Linked DNA regions of Homo sapiens: region 1 is linked to region 2. A link is a loop called in an ENCODE intact Hi-C map of the cell type or tissue named here. Cell type or tissue: heart right ventricle. All regions are shown on one strand. Each heading gives the region's core, and the rest is flanking DNA. Links, peaks and the distances in the headings are about the cores only. Region 1 has its middle 30 kb from the start of PIEZO2. Region 2 overlaps LOC107985173 (a long non-coding RNA gene).

Region 1 (5,384 bases), core at 125-5,124, 210 kb before region 2:
CTCGAGTGTCCGGGTCAGGCAATTCCCCTTGGAAGCATCAAATAGGCATTATACCCTGGAAAACAGAAACACTGGACTGCCCCCAAGAAGAAACTGAAAAGATACCAAGTTAGCAACGCCACAAAGCCACAAGCAACCTGCCTCCTTCCTCCTCTCCTGCTCTTTTGATTAAAACATCAGTCATATGCACAGTGTTCAGAAAACATTGCATTATGATCTTTATCATGGAACTTATCACTCCCAATGCTGAGTGCCTCTTTCCTCACTGTCACCACAAGGAAATTCTGCACTCCTTGATGGAAAAGGGCTGTGTCTTTTTCTTTTTTCTTTTTCTTTTTTTTTTTTTGAGACGGAGTCTTGCTCTGTCTCCCAGGCTGGAGTGCAGTGGCGCGATCTCAGCTCACTGCAAGCTCCGCCTCCTGGGTTCATGCCATTCTCCTGCCTCAGCCTCCTGAGTAGCTGGGACCACGGGCACCCGCCACCATGCCCGGCTAAGTTTTTGTATAGTAGAGACGGGGTTTCACCGTGTTAGCCAGGATGGTCCCGATCTCCTGACCTCATGATCTGCCCGCCTTGGCCTCCCAGGGCTGTGTCTTTTTCAACTCTGTGTACCCAGAACATAGTAGGGTGTTTGGCACATAGCAGGCACTCAATATATAGCTGCTGACTGAATAAATGTTAAATGGAGGACTTGTCAGGTAGTCTGTTGGAATAAGGACATTAACACAGAAATCATTGTGAGCACTTCCTGCTTTGCAGGCACTATGTTAGAAACATGTTTACACTGTTTCATTTAATCCTAACAGTAACTCTGCAAGACAGGTGACTTCATCTCTGGCTGACAGAGGAGGTTATTCAAAGAGGAAGAGGTCAGACAGATGACCACGATCAAGCCCAGAGAACAGCAGAACCCCGTCTCTCGGGTGCCATAGACCTGGCCCATCCTGTCCTCAAGGGGCTGGATTAGCAGAGAGAAGGCACAGGTGACCAAATGGCCAAGAGCTATGACACGTTTCGCCCTGATTTCTGCCTGGCTGTGGTGGAGATCAGTGCTAATAGTTATGAGGAGGGAGAGAGGGATGAGAAGGTTTAATCTGAGTTGTGAGAGACAAGGAGAGTGGGAGAATCTGGCTGACCTTCATTATCTGCAAAGACAGGAAAGACTCCGATGGGGACACAAGGTGGTTCTGACTGAGGTCAGGCTGCCCTCAGGAAGGCCGGGGTAAGAAGTCCAGGAGCCGAAGTGGGAGAGTCCGGCTCCTCTGCTGGATGGAGGTGCCCTAAAGGGGGTCGCAGAGAGGCGGAACCTCATCAGATTTGCGATTCAGATTACTTTCTCTCTCTCTCTCTCTCTCTCTCTCTCTCTCTCTCTTTCTTTCTTTCTTTTTCTGGTGTCTTGCTCTGTCACCCAGGCTGGAGTGCAGTGGCGTGATCTCGGCTCACTGCAAGCTCCGCCTCCCGAGTTCAAGCCATTCTCCTGCCTCAGCCTCCCGAGTAGCTGGGACTACAGGGGCCCGCCACCACGCCCGGCTAATTTTTTTGCATTTCAGTAGAGACGGGGTTTCACCGTGTTAGCCAGGATGGTCTCTATCTCCTGACCTCGTGATCTGCCCGCCTCGGCCTCCCAAAGTGCTGGGATTACAGGCCTGAGCCACCGCGCCCGGCCCCAGAATACTTTTTCTAGCAACAGTCTGGAATGGTACTGATCCTGGAGACAGAATATGAAAAAGATCCTAGTTAAAATTGGAAAGAAAGATGAATGAATGTGGGGGTAAGGAACAGAGAAGAATTAAGGATGATCGCATTTCAGTGAAGAAGTGGAGAGGTTGATTGCAGAGGACTCAAAAAAAGCTCCATACGTAAATAAAGTAACATGATCAGATAATGTTTTGAAGAATTAACATATGTATTGTATTTTGATTCTGTGATTCTTCTCATCAGGGAGTTTGCCAGTGGCCCCAAGGGCCCAAGGGGAATTGCCAAGCCCATGTCATTCACTGCTGCAGAAAATCCCTGAAGACATAAGTGGTCCAGCAGTTTTTGCATCCAGGTCCTTTGATTGTGTTATTCCTTGTCACTTTGTCACAGTTTTCTCTGACTTAAATCAACCAGGAGAATAAATCAAACAGCAAGAGTAACCGACACAACGATTTCTGCCCAGCACAACCCACAGCTGGCTGAGTCTAGGTTCCATGGAGCGGGAGGGTGTGGGTGGCTAGCCATCCTTGTTACGCAATGGCAAGGTTGCTGGCTGAACGTCTTGTTGATGAGGTTTCTAATTTAAGGGGCCTGATAGAATGCTTATTTAGGATTTTGTAATGTGAGAAACAGACAAGTTTTGGTTACACTGGCGCTCGGCAGAGATAAGAAAATACACACGTGGTTCAATGCAGCCTTTCTTGTGGCTCTGGGGCCTGGTGCCCTTTCACAACTAACTTGCTGCCTCAGGACAGTGAGGCCATGTAAAAGCACCCCGTCCAGCTCACAGGAATCCCAGGAGGCTTTACAGTCACCATTTAGAGTTCTCCTTTGGGGTTAGTGACGGCATGAACGCCCACAGCTACGTACCAACTGAAGTCAGAGACGTGGTTTTACAGTGGAGCCAACTGACGTCGAGGTGGGCATTTCTCCAACATTGCCACCTCTGCTTGGTGCAGACAGGAGAAGCCATGTGGCAGCTGTCACAGATGACTGCAGTGGGAGTGTGGAAGGTGAGGACTTATAGGGGACTACCCAGGGAATGGTCCACATGACCCTTTGTGGGGCCTTACTAATGCCAGGACCTAAGGGGTACCATGTAGAGCTTTGTAAATTAAATATAAATAAAATAGGGTGGGTGCAGTAGCTCACGCCTGTAATCCTTATTCTTTGGGAAGCTGAGGTGGGAGGCTCACTTGAGCCCAGGAGTTTGAGATCAGCCTGGGCAACACAGGGAGACCCTATCTCTACAAAAAATACAAAAATGGGCTAGGCATGGTGGTGTGTACCTGTGGTCCCAGCCACTCAGGAGGCTGAGGTGGGTGGATTGCCTGAGCCCAGGAGGTTGACGCTGCAGTGAGCCATAATCATGTCACTGCACTCCAGCCTGGGTGACAGAGAGAGCTTGTCCCTAAAAATAAAAATAAAAATAAAAATAAAAATAAAATAAATAAATAAATAAAAGGAAAAGATACTGCCCTTTTGTAGGAACTGGTCATTCTGCATTCTTTTTCATCTGGAAACCTCATTTCTCTCCTTAAAGCTCATAGTTGCAAGGACAGAAGGACTGCGTTACCTATAGAATAAAATCTTCATGCCACAACACCTATGGCTTAAGGAACGAGTGTCCAAGAGAGCCACAGGAAAAACCAGGTTGGCATGAGATTGCAGTAGGCTTCATGAACAAGAAAGTTACAGCTACATCCAAAGGAGATTTTCTGGCTTCGCCCTCTAAAGCAGGCAATGAAACCCAGGGCTTAAACCCCAGGGCCAGTGACTCCACAGGGTGCAAAACCGCCTGGGCATGATGATTTATGGACCTGTCAAACACTCAGCAGCTTTCTGGTGTGTTTAGGGCACAGCATCTCAGAGTGCATAAGTCATTATTATGAATGCTGGGCTGGGGTGCGTGGGGACGGCTCTCAGGCCCCTCCATGGGCTCACAGGCCTTCTTTGTTGAGCCTGGCAGAGTCAATAGCAGTAAACTCTGAAGCCCTCATTCCTCTTTGAGTTTACTTTACATTTGACTCAGAAAATAAAGTCAATCAAATGTTCTAAAGATCATATTTGGTTCATATTTCGTCCAGACTTGCTCAGTTTTAGAAAAACAAACTCATTTTCAAGGAACTTGATCTTTGTCAATTTCACCGAATCGTTCATATCAAAATATAGGAGTAACTTAACAAGGATATTATTAAATTTATATGCATTCATAATATATGCTTTGCTTTAAAAGACAAATAAGATGAGAAAGGTCTTTAGTGATTTTTAAGAGTCAGCCTATGGGACACAGCAATAAATCCATTCATTTTACGAAGATATATTCTGTCAGTAGTGATATTCTTCTTGAGAAAAATCCATCTCAAGCATCTAACAGAAGAAGTCGAATTAGCAGAATGCTGTGTGTTCCAAGAGTTTAATGATATTTCTGTTATTTTTGCTTTAAATCCAGAATAAAAAGAGGTGGGTTACCATTAGATCAGTAATTAGGCCAATTCATTCAGCATGATTTAATCTATTATACAACTAAATTACAGTACTTTTGAATCCAAACACCATTTAGAACAATCTTTCTATTACAAAGACCAGGTTACAGTTTAGGATATTAGGGAGAAAAATGTAACCCACACACCTCCTCTGTTCATTGCATAGTAACTGAGCCTAGGTGACCAATTTGTGCCAAGCGATGAACCTTCCAAAAGTCTCCTTCTGGTGATGACTTCTCTTGCCCTGTGGGGCCTCCAGCCAGTAAGAATAGCGGCAAATCTGGGGGCTTCATGGGGTTGTGGGCTTAGAGCTGGGAACGGGACAGGAAGCCACAGGGGCTGGGCAATGATGAGAAGCAGAGACATTTCTGTCTCCATCCCATCCCATTTCATTCTCCTCCTGGCATGACACCAATAAATATTCAGCTGAAAGATTGATTCACAGATGAGAAGTGAATGTGCTTTTCCCTCACTGCACTAAGGAATTAATTATTTGTATTTGTTTATCTATTTTTTTCTATTTTCTTTTTTTTTAATTATACTTTAAGTTCTAGGATACATGTGCAGAACGTGCATGTTTGTTACATATGTATACATGTGCGATGGTGGTTTGCTGCATTCTTCAACCCATCATCTACATTAGGTATTTCTCCTAATGCTATCCTTCCCCTTGCCCCCCAACCCCCAACAGGCCCTGGTGTGTGATGTTCCTCTCCCTGTGTCCACTTGTTCTCATTGTTCACCTCCCACTTATGAGTGAGAACATGCAGTGTTTGGTTTTCTCTTCCTGTGTTAGTTTGCTGAGAATGACGGTTTCCAGCTTCATCCATGTCCCTGCAAAGGACATGAACTCATCCTTTTTTATGGCTGCATAGTATTCCATGGTGTATATGTGCCACATTTTCTTTATCCAGTCTATCATTGATGGGCATTTGGGTTGGTTCCAAGTCTTTGCTATTGCAAATAGTGCTGCAATAAACATACATGTGCATGTGTCTTTATAGGAGCATGATTTATAATCCTTTGGGTATATATCCAGTAATGGGATTGCTGGGTCAAATGATATTTCTAATGCCTCTTGCTCATGTTAGACTTTCTTTTGGCCATCAGTACACACCCTTGACCATACTATACATTTAGATTAGTAAAATGTATGAAAATACATGAATAAATCAATGGTATAATTGATGACAATGGAGG
Region 2 (5,384 bases), core at 254-5,253:
GCATGAATTTTAAGAGAAAAGGACTGATAAATTTCATCAAGACTAAAAAAACTTTCTCTTCAAAAGACACTTTAGAAAATGAAAAGGTAAGCCACACACTGTGGGAAATATATGCTAAGTATGACTAAGTACTTCTATCTGGGAATACACAAAGAATATACAAATAACTTTTTAAATGGTAAAATCCAATTAAAAATATATATTTTAGCAGATACTTAATCAAAATATTATATAAATATGGCACACAACATGTACAAAGATGCTCAACATCATTAGTTATCACAGATGTGCACAGCAGAACTATAAAGAAGGGACCACTACACCAGGAGGTCTAACATTTTTAAAGGCCGATAATGCCAAATGTTGTCAAGATAACTGGAATGGTCACACAGTGTTGATGAAAATCAAAAATGGAAGGACTGTTTTGAAAAGGTTTGACAGTTTTATAAAAATAAAACATAAACTGGCTGGGCATGGTGGCTCATGCCTGTAATCCCAGCACTTTGGGAGGCTGAGGTGGGTGGATCACTTGAGGTCAGGAGTTCGAGACCAGCCTGGCCAACCTGGTGAGACCGCCATCTCTACTAAAAATACAAATATTAGCCGGGTGCGGTGGCAGGCACTTATAATCCCAAATACTCAGGAGGCTGAGGCAGGAGAATTGCTTGGACAGGGGGCAGGGGTTGCAGTGAGCTGAGATAGAGCCACTGCACTCCAGCCTGGGCAACAAGAGCAAGACTCTGTCTCAAATAAATAAATAAACAAACTACCATTAGATGCAGCAATTTCACTCCTAGATACTTATGCAAGAGGAATGTAAGCATATGTCCACATATACACTTTTACAGATATAATTATAGAAACTTTATTTGTAATAAGCAAACACTGGAAACAACCCAAATGTCTGTCAAGGGCTGAACTGTATCTACCCAAAGTGTGTATATTGAAGCTCTGGACCCCAATCCCTCAGAATGTGCCTATTTGGAAATAGGGCCTTTAAAAGGGTGATTAAGTTAAAATGAAGCTATTAGGCTGGTTCCTCCTCCAGAAGAGGACATTTGGATACACGAAGAGACATCAGCGATGCACACACAGAGAAAAGACCATGCAAAGACGTCTGAAAGCCGAGGAGAGCGGCCTCGGGAGAAACCAAACCTGCCAACACCTGCTAATCTCAGACTTCTAGCCTCTCGAACTGTGAAAAATAAACGTCTGTTTTTTAAAGCACTCGGTGACATTTTGTTAGTTTTGCTAAAAAACTAATACAATGTCCATCAACAGATGGATAAGCAAATTGTTGTATCCTCACGCAAGGGAAAACTACACAGCCATAAGCGCAACAATTTACACATGCTGTGGTACGCGGATATGTAGTTGCCTGGGGATGGGGGTGGGAGGAAAAACTAAAATAATCGTACATTTAATGAGTACTGAATTGTGTGCACCAGGAAATTTACAATCAAATCATGAATACCACACATCCATCACCTGTCCTAATATTCTCATGCCCACCTTTGTAATGCCCACCCTTTTTTCTCCCAGGCAACTACAGATCTGCTTTCCGACACGATAGAATTGTATTTTCTAGAATTGGGTACGTTTCTGACACACGTTATGTTTTATATAGATATTTTGGTCTGGCTCCTTACACTCTATGTGAGTACATGGAGATTCATGTGTACCACAGCATGTGTAAACAGTCACTTCTCCCTTTGGGCTGTCTTTCCTATTTCATTAGGTTGCTTATAGTGATCCCGAAAGATGCAACTCACAAAGTAATCTTCCTAGAAACAGGAAAGTCTAAAAAGTAAAAAAATACATATGGGAAGAAATTTTTATTTCCCTTAAGGTATATTTTTCTGCCTATATCTGATATAATTTCAATTTTACGATGACCATTTTTCCCTACGTTTTCTCAACTGGAGATCCATTGACTGACACAGCTCTACCTTTTATCAAATACCCAATCAGTAACCTGCATGGTGCCACTCAATGGTATCCAGAGTCATCCACACCACTTCTACTGCCCCTAACCCAGGCTCATCTCTGAAATTTCATTATTCGCATTAGTCACTCTTTGGGTCTGATAATCTAAAGACTTAAAATGCAAAGTCCTTTTTTAAAAAAGAAAAACTGAAGCAATGATGCTTTGGTTTGAATTTCAAAGAGAATTGCCTTAACAAAGAGGCCCCAAGAGCACACAACACAGGACTAGGCACAGAGTCAGGGTGAGACACAGAGAAAGGGTGTGATCTACAAGCCAGTGCAGTTTGCAGGAAGAGGAGGACAGGATTCCTGGGCAGCTAAGGCAGTGATCAGACGATGGTACCTTGGACAACACAAGGGCACAACAGCCACCAAGCGGGACAGAAAGGAACTGCTGACACATCTGGCCACTTGCCAGTTTGGGCTGGGAATCCTGGAGGCACTAACATGAACTGTTTTGACGTACTCTACATAGAATCATAGCATTTCCACAGCTTCACTGAATTTTCAGAGCTGTAAAAATCATTTTCATCTTAGAGATGGGACATTGGAGGCCCACAGAAGTTAAAAGAGCGTCCAAGAATACATATCTAATTACTGGCACAACCGGGACAGAGCCAGGTGACCTACTCCAGGTCAGGGGTTCTTTCCACTACACCTGTGCCTGACTTGAAAGCGTTAGAATGCCCTTAGATTAAAACCAAATTTTGTTTATCATCATCAGCCAAGGTATTATCTCATTAATAATTGCAGTCATCACAATTATAAAGCATATAGGTTCCCTGACAGTAATGGTAGTAATAGTCGTAAATATTCATTATATGCACCTGAAAGCTGATGAGCTAGAACTGAAAGGAAAAACCATAAGCTGGTAGAAAGAATGAAGAAAGGAGGCTACAACTACTGCATAGAGCTGGCTTGAGTATTCCCAGGCCAGCAAAGACTTCCACATTTATAAGGCCACTTACTCTTCCTCCCAGACATTGAAAAACATCTGTCCAACTTGATAAGAAGAACCAAACTAAGTGGAAGTGTGCAAAAGAAATCCTTTGTGTTAAAGAACTATTATTAGTTTAAGTACAGTATTGCAGGTCCTAAATCTTGGTCCCTCTCTTAAGTACAGTATTGCAGGTCCTAAATCTTGGTCCCTCTTCCCATCACTTCCTTTTTTTCTCACCTTCTCACATGCAAAAACACATATGCATATGCATGTCTGTGCTGAGGACCACACAGCCAAGGGAACTGATAACAAGTGAGAAGAGTGAAATCCAGACAGGAAAATTAATGACATTCTTTCAGATGCTTCCGCTTCTCAGAGAAATCACAAGTGCATTAACTCATTTGATTCCCGCAAATTGCTTGTAAAGCCGGCAGCACCAGGATAATTATGCCTGTGTGGCTGATGAGGAAAGTGTGGAACGCAGAGGCATCTTCATTCTTATGATTAACCCAAGTGTGAGCATCCCTGTCTGGAACAAAGTCATTCCTTTCTGATTGATTACCTATTTAATTGAACCCTGAGCTAGTGGGGCTGCAGCTCTTACCTTTGAGGTCTATTAGAGTTCCATGGAGGAAGTCTTTTTAGTGCCAGGGACAGTATTGGGGTTCAGTGCTAAATATTTATCTACTAAATGGGAAAATTAAAATTTAAGAAAACCATCAATGCAGATAATGACAAAGACTCACAAATGAAGACATGCCTGCTATTTGTGTCCTATGCATTAGCAGAAACCATCAACAGAGTCAGCATACTTTCAACTGAAAAGACAACCACATTAAATGACTTCCGTGAACTACTTTGATGAGCGTGAGTAATGTTTTCAGTTAACAACACAAGAATTGAGTCTTCCATTATCACGAGATTTTTTCCTTCAGCATTAGTAGAAGCATCTCCAAGTTAGAGCGAACCGGAGACTTCCGCTGGTACAATAAAATCATAAATAATTAAAATGACTTAAGCTGCCCCTTTCTTTAACATTTCCTATCCAAAAGGCCCATAAATCACTTCAATAAAAGTGCCTTTTTTTTTTTATCAACCCTAAATCTGTGCTTAGGTCTATGTGCTTCTACTTGATTTTATGCATCAGATGTAGCAAGAGATGAATTGATTGCCTGTTTTACAATGTCACACATATGTGTCTACCACTTGGTACTTCTGGCAAGGGGAGGTCACAAAAAATAGATTTCACTGGAGACAACCACAATTTTCTCCTTCTTCCAGACGTTTCACTTTCCATAATCTGACCCAGATTATTAGCCACAATTAATTAATTCTACCTAAGGAGTCCTTTTAAGAGTAGACAGCATGGGAGTGACATAGCAACAGCCATAGCCTACTAAGTGCCTGGTACCAAAGATCCTTTATTAAATACTCAATATAATCATGCATGGTTTATCATATTTTCTCGATTTTACAGACTTAGTAATGGACTTGTCCATATTTATTTATTTCCATAAATAATTAGGAGAGCCTGGAGTTGCACCAAGTTCTCTCTGACTTGAAGAGCTTATCAATTAAAAAATAAGTCAGAGTCAGGGTGACTCTGACTCTAGCCCAATAAGTAGAAAAGGATATGAGATGTCCACTGCTTCAATTATCTTCAGAGCAAGATAACAACCATTTATTAAAGCAGGAGAGAAAGTATCCTATTGTTTAACTTCTGTAGGGACAGCGATTTCTTGGATTGCTTAGGTTTCCAACTTTGGACTCTTCTGTATATGTAGTGTAGATTCAGTTGTAAAATGTTGCTTCCTCTCTGAGAAAACTCTTCTGGTTCTACTGGACCCCTTCTAGACAGTACCTAGTGAAAGTAATACGGGTAAATAGCAAGCTGAAAGAGCATGACGGAGCTAGTCCAGTCCATATATACTGCAGCAAGATTGATTTTGAAGTAACAATCACTATGAATTAAAGGCAGCATGGCATAGCAAAAAAGGAATCAATTTGGCAGTCAGACATAATTGGATTCAAATTCCAGCTTCATCACTTAACTGATTAACCTTAAGAAAAGTTATTTAACCTCTCAGAGCACCTATTTTCTCATCTAAAAAATAGATTTAAGTATGACAGTCCTTGTATATACTGATAGGAATTTTCAGTGAGATAACGCAAATAAAATGTGATATATTAATGGTTATGAATAATTATTATGAATACATATTCATATCTATGTATAATCCCAATTTGTCTAGAGTAAGTTTGATTCTCCCTAGGTATACATGTAGGCTTACTGAGAAAATGTTCATCAGCATATTCCTTCACACATCTTCCATTTTTGAGAGAACAGTGTAGTGTGGTCTGAAGTAAATTGGGTAAATTTTGAAAACTGAATATCCCTAAATTTAGAAGGACACAGATAAGAACTTGGAGCAAAACAGATGAACATATTTGATTCTAT

Evidence for each region. A loop is a pair of places that touch in the nucleus more often than their neighbours do. Peaks named below come from ENCODE experiments on the same cell type or tissue, not always from the same donor. Only the 100,000 strongest peaks of a DNase experiment are listed, where the experiment ranks them.
Region 1: a loop joins it to region 2, with 4 times the contacts of the local background. A loop is called at or near these places in 5 of 110 quality-filtered maps.

The regions. Positions count from the first base shown.
Region 1 is chr18:11,176,810-11,182,193 of GRCh38, forward strand. No RefSeq gene overlaps it. Among named protein-coding and RNA genes, the nearest start is that of PIEZO2, 30 kb to the left of the region's middle. In heart right ventricle, for the core only: no CTCF peak of the experiment used is centred there; DNase peaks (open chromatin) are centred at 2,242 and 2,592.
Region 2 is chr18:11,385,706-11,391,089 of GRCh38, forward strand. All of the region lies in intron 1 of LOC107985173 (a long non-coding RNA gene), which reads right to left. All of the region lies in intron 1 of LOC124904250 (a long non-coding RNA gene), which reads right to left. It overlaps LOC105371995 (a long non-coding RNA gene), which reads right to left. Exons shown (of 2, transcript NR_188006.1): 2 at 4,328-4,787. Among named protein-coding and RNA genes, the nearest start is that of LINC01928, 66 kb to the right of the region's middle. In heart right ventricle, for the core only: a CTCF peak has its summit at 2,366; a DNase peak (open chromatin) is centred at 2,386.